Regions from separate parts of the Homo sapiens genome. Here region 2 is linked to region 1. Evidence: read pairs that join two places in POLR2A ChIA-PET (ENCODE). Cell type or tissue: IMR-90. All regions are shown on one strand. Each heading gives the region's core, and the rest is flanking DNA. Links, peaks and the distances in the headings are about the cores only.

Region 1 (2,929 bases), core at 212-2,711:
TGACACCTGATATTAGCCATCACAAAGAATGTTCATGAAACCATGATTTGTGAAAGTCCTAACTGGAAACAGCACAAATACCCTCAACAGAAGGATGACTAAGAATATTTAGTACATTCATACAATATGACATTATTCAGCAATAAAAATGAGCCTTAGCCCATGCAACAACATGGATGAACTTCATAACAATGTCAAAAAAAGAAAAAGGACTGAGACACAGAAGGATACTATATGACGGTAGTGAAATAAAGTGTCAAGATTGCAAAAGTAAGCTCTAGTTTTAAAATTCAGGATAGTGGTGACTTTGGGGAAAGAGGAATCTTATTATTTCTAATTTTTGTAAGTTTCCCAATTAGCTATAGTGAACAGGTAGTAATATACAATGAAACAAATACAAAAGTAAATTTTTAAAATTCAGCTTATCCCTTGAGTACTGACATGTGGAGGTTGAAAAGCAATGCACAGTCCTCTCTTAGGTATCATCTGGGCCTGCAAATGCTTCTTTCTCCTCTCGTGCTTTCAGCAAGTTCAGTGGAGAATTTTGCTATTCGAAACTTCTCCATTGACACTAAAGCTGTGCTTCCTGGGTGCATGTACAGATCCCACTTCCTTTCTGAGGCTTCTCCTTTTTCTGATCAGCCAGCTTGAAGCAGAACTCCCTAAGCCCTTCCATTAAAGCCATGTTATTTCCATGAGTATGTGAAACATTTTGAGAGTTGGTACCCATTTCTAGAACACAGTAGTATCCATTTCCTGACTGTTTAAATGATTTAATAATTGGTAAGTGCTCAAAATTTGATTTGGAGTTATTTTACTTTCTTTATTCCCTATTATAACATATAATATAAAAGATATTATAAAAGTCACACAAAAAATGATGAGAAAATGTTCTAAAACATGACTTCAGGGGCTGTTTCAAATGTTAAAAAATAACATATTTTCTTTACTTTAAAATGACTTTTTTTACATGTTAATATTTATGAGATGAAGATGATCTCAAGATTGATGGCATTTTAGCATTACTGTTGGCCAAGCAGTCTACATGATGTTGATGTCACTGACTGACATTGATGGCCTTGCTCCTATTGGTAGGCAGACTCTAAACTGGCCTCCAGTGATCCCAACCTCCTGGTATTTATTCTCTTGAGTAAACTCTTCCCTTGAGAATGAGACAAACCTAGTAATTTGGTTTTTTGTTTGTTTGTTTTTTGAGATGGAGTCTCACTCTGTCACCCAGGCTGGAGTGCAGTGGCACAATCTTGGCTCACTGCAACCTCCACCACCCAGGTTCAAGTGCTTCTCCTGCCTTAGCCTCCCAAGTAGCTGGGATTACAGGCCTGCGCCACCACACTCGGCTTTGTATTTTTAGTAGAGACAGGATTTCGCCATGTTGGCCAGGCTGGTCTCGAACTCCTGACCTCAGGTGATCTGCCTGTCTCGGCCTCCCAAAATGCTGGGATTACAGATGTGAGCCACCATGCCCAGCCCTAGAAACTTGTTTCTAACAAAGAGAATATAGCAAATATAACAGGCTGTCACTTCTAAGATTAGATTACAAAAAGACTATGGCTTCTATCTTGGGCATTCTCTTTTGCTATCTTACCTGCTCACTTTGATGAAGCCAATATGAATTGACCTATGAAGAGGCCACACGACAAGATGCTAAGGGAACCTCTGGAACAGCCAGCAAGAAACTCAGTCCAACAACCTGCATAGAAATATATTCTGCCAAAAGCCACACTGGTTAGCTTGGAGGCAGATCCTTCCCTGGCGAGCCCTGACATGACTACAGTCCTGGCCACCACCTTGATTACAGCCTGGGACGCCAGGAGCCAGAGGACTCAGCTAAGCTATGCCAAGACTCCTGACCCAAAGAAGCTGTGAAATAATGAATATGTGTTGCTTGAAGGCATGAACTTTGGAGGTAACTAGTTATTCAGAAAAAATTAACTAATACACTCATGTTACCATTACTTCAATTGAGGAATCAGTATTATTTGAAGTACATATGACGAGTATAATTGCTCTTTAAAATATCATTTAAAATGCACTATGATTTCACCTGGGAATGAAAAGATAGCATATATGAAAGTAAACAAAAACCAGAAACAGAATACTGGGGTATACTTGTAGCTTTATAAAGTCAATGCCCTTATTTGTAGAAATAACCAGGAATTATACATTCTCTTGCAAAGCAACAACCAAATCTTTGTGGGACTGTATTAGTTTGCCAGGGCTGCCATAAACACAGTATCACAGACAGAATGACTTAAGCAACAGAAAGATATTGTCTCTCAGTTCTGGAAGCTAGAAGTCCAAGAGCAAAGTGTTAGTGGTGTTGCTTCCATCTGAGGGCTGTGAGGGTGAATCTGTTCCACATGTCTCCCTTTGACTTGTAGATGGCTGACTTCTGCCCCTGTCTTCACATCATCTTTCCTCTGTCCTTATCTCCGTGTCCAATTTTTTCCTTCTTATGGGAACAAAGTTACATTAAATTAGCATCTACCCTAATAAACTCATCTTAAATTGATTACCTCTGAAAAGACCTATCTCCAAATTTAGTCACATTTTGTGGTATTGTGGGCCACAACTTCAACATATTAATTTTAGCAGCATACAGATCAATCCATAAAACCATGTAAAGGAACATATTCATAGGTTCTGGGGATCCGGATGTGTACGTCTTTGTGGGGGCCACTATTCCACCGACATCAAAAGTGAATGATGTGTTCTCACTCACAGATGGGAATTGAACAATAAGAACACTTAGACACAGGAAGGGGAACATCACACACTGGGGCCTGTTGTGGAGTAGGGGGAGTGGGGAGGGATAGCATTAGGAGATATACCTAAGGTAAATGACAAGTTAATGGGTGCAGCACACCAACATGGCACGTGTATACATATGTAACAAACCTGAACATTG
Region 2 (2,929 bases), core at 91-2,590, 160 kb before region 1:
TGAAGAGGTCAAAAAGTAAATATTCCTTCAGACTGCCATCTGAAACCAGATACAGCTTGATCAGGTTTTTCAAGTCTGTATCTGAAAAAAGGAACATGTTTCTTGAGCTTAAAACATGTGAAGTCTGGCATTTGAGTACTCAATACAGTTAGGTTGAATGAATGAATGCACAAATCCCCATCATTTCACAAATGCAGAAGCTGAGTGAAACGTGTAGATTTGGAGTCTGTTCCAGAAAATACCAATCACCCATTTGACCTGTTATATTTCAGGAGGCTCTTGAAATAAAACTGGCTCCTGCATACTTTCCTACGAAAACGCCCTCACCAGCAGCCACCAGCCATGGCACATTTGCTTCCTTCCTGTGTGTCTCTACATTGAACACCCACCAGTCAAGACAAACCCGAGAGGGAAATTATAACTCCAAGGGAAAGAGGAGGGCTCTAGAGACACCAAGAGTAGGGCTGCAATTTCAAACTGGGTCATGAGGCTTCAGGGACCTGTAGGTGGTGAAGCTCAGCTCTGCTGACAGACATTCCAGCCCTGCAGGGGTGTGGGCAAACTGGGTTCTGTTTCTGCTTTAAAACCTTGTTATATTCGAACTATCTCTCAAAAGCAATAGTACGCTGAGCTTAAGTATGATTTGAAACCTTTAAAATAAGCAAGCATGTTAAAGTTATAGGATGGTACTTGGCACCTAATGAGTCATCTTTTGCATGTTATGCAAAATTTCAAGACAACACCAGATGTTGGGGGAGGATCATTCTCCAGAGAGGGGAAAATTACTGTTTTCTGATTTAAAAAAATGATAAAAACTATCGCTTACAGACAAAAAATATTAAATTTGGGGGTAATTATTGCTTTCTCTCTCTCTTTCTCTCTCTGTGTGTGTGTATGTGTGTGTGTGTGTGTATATATGTTTTTCTTTCTGCGTGTGCATGCGTGTCTCATATATATCTTGTTAATTACTGTAGAATCAGCACTTAATCTATTTTGTGACATATATGAGATATTAAAATATTTGGAGAAATAATAAATGAATGAATGTGCCACTACAGACACAGAAACAGTACTAACCCAGGGAGAGGAACTGGGAGAAACAAATGGAGAGCTTCATTCAGTCACCTGGTAATAGGATGTTTATACTAGAATATTCTAGAAACATGTCCATAAGGACTATTAGGACCCACTATTTCTGAAGCCTATAAACCCAAAACGAGTGTCATGTGGGAAGACTTTGACTAGTGTCATATAAATGCCTGACAGAAATTTCGAATAGACGTCACAAACTGTCGATTCAGCCATTGTCATGATTTTTAAATAAATATTCGTAACCTCCTACGGTTAGAGATAGAAGAGGATATACATCCTCTCCCTAACAATTTGGCAATGAGTCAGCGTGTTACAATAGAAGCAAGCTTTAGTCCAAATTCCTCTAAATGTTTCAAAATTTATTAGCATGGCAAAAAAGTTGCAACTATTCTTATGAAGTAGTCCTCACTTGCTACATTCAGGTACTCAGATAAGCACTAAAAAGAAAACAATTACTTTGAGGTTTTAAAGTTGGTGCATTAATATGACAGAGGATGAAGCCACCTTTCTGGCAAGCAACAGAGTCCTTCAATATATGGGACAATTGAAGTTAGCTCTAAACATAAACTTTCTGAAGATGATTCACCATGAAGCTGCTGGATTTTTATCCCACATTCATGCAAGGGCATTGTAAACATCTCACTAGGTATTTACATCATCAATACCTTACTAAGGGTCTTACCTTACTAAAGGCATCATAAATACCTTATTAGTCATCCTCCTATTTTGAACATTACTAATTTCACCAATGAACAATTATTTCTAATATGTCATATTTGCCAATTAATCCAAATTAATGGTTTCTTTTGGATAGCCTTTGATAATGATATCTGAAGCACTTATAGACAACCACTATGGGCTGTTGGTTTCTGATTCAGCACTTCCTATGCAATTTAACTGCCACCAAATTGTAGATTAAAGTTAATTTGTAAACATATGTGTTCGTGTATATATATATGTATACAAACACACACGTATATATGTATATACCTAACATTATTTATACCACAGCATTTTAAATTACCATACAAATGATGTACAAAAATTCAGGGTAACTAGATAAAGTTGAAAGTGGAGCAAAACCCTAAAATTAGATTTAATGGTGATGTCATAATTTGATTAATTCATTTGTTCAGTAAACATGAATTATGTGCCAGTACAACTCAGTTCATTGTAGATACCCTTTGGCTCACTGAATGCAATGCATTAAGTGTAGTGTCCTTTAAATTCATGCTTCAGTGTTTTGGTAAACACATTTCTATAGAAATATTAAAAAGAAAAATAATCATATTGATTTTTAACTAAAATAACTGCATCTCAAGGGCCCTAGCAAAACTTTTTTTCTGATCACTAAGCAAAATCAAGTTACTACCACCTATTGGTTGCTATATACTGGTTTTGAACTTGTCTCTGGATTATTAGAATTCTAAAATTGAACATTTATAATGATAAAAAGTCATGGTGGAGAAGATTTAACCTGTTGGGTGACAAGTGTCCATGAACCTCTTATATTTCTGCACACTCTTCTGAGCAAAGGAATAAACTTTTTTTTTCCAGACTCTCATTACTAGTACTTTCATATTTAAAAAAAAAAAAAAAAAAAAAAAAACTGCCTTGGGAGAGAAAGAGATTTTCTCCTTCTAGAGCAGGTTTGTTTACTTTCCTGGGTAATAAAAATAATGTCTTTTTCTATGGCAAAGATTAGGCAGATTTTCTACAGTCTCCTTATATAAAACTGAGGCTTTCTAATCTCTGGGATTTCTTTTCTGGAACATACTCTACTGTATAAGACAGTATTTTCTCCTAATTTTCTTGATCTTTGGAAATGGAGGCTTAG

What was found. ChIA-PET counts read pairs that join two places held together with the same protein. Peaks named below come from ENCODE experiments on the same cell type or tissue, not always from the same donor. Only the 100,000 strongest peaks of a DNase experiment are listed, where the experiment ranks them.
Region 2: POLR2A ChIA-PET joins it to region 1 with 15 read pairs; 3 of 35 experiments call an interaction of 5 or more read pairs at or near these places.

Annotation. Positions count from the first base shown.
Region 1 is chr4:11,437,708-11,440,636 of GRCh38, reverse strand. No RefSeq gene overlaps it. Among named protein-coding and RNA genes, the nearest start is that of HS3ST1, 10 kb to the right of the region's middle. In IMR-90, for the core only: no CTCF peak of the experiment used is centred there; no DNase peak of the experiment used is centred there.
Region 2 is chr4:11,601,573-11,604,501 of GRCh38, reverse strand. The region is part of intron 2 of LOC107986178 (a long non-coding RNA gene); the gene reads right to left. Among named protein-coding and RNA genes, the nearest start is that of LINC02360, 170 kb to the left of the region's middle. In IMR-90, for the core only: no CTCF peak of the experiment used is centred there; a DNase peak (open chromatin) is centred at 1,361.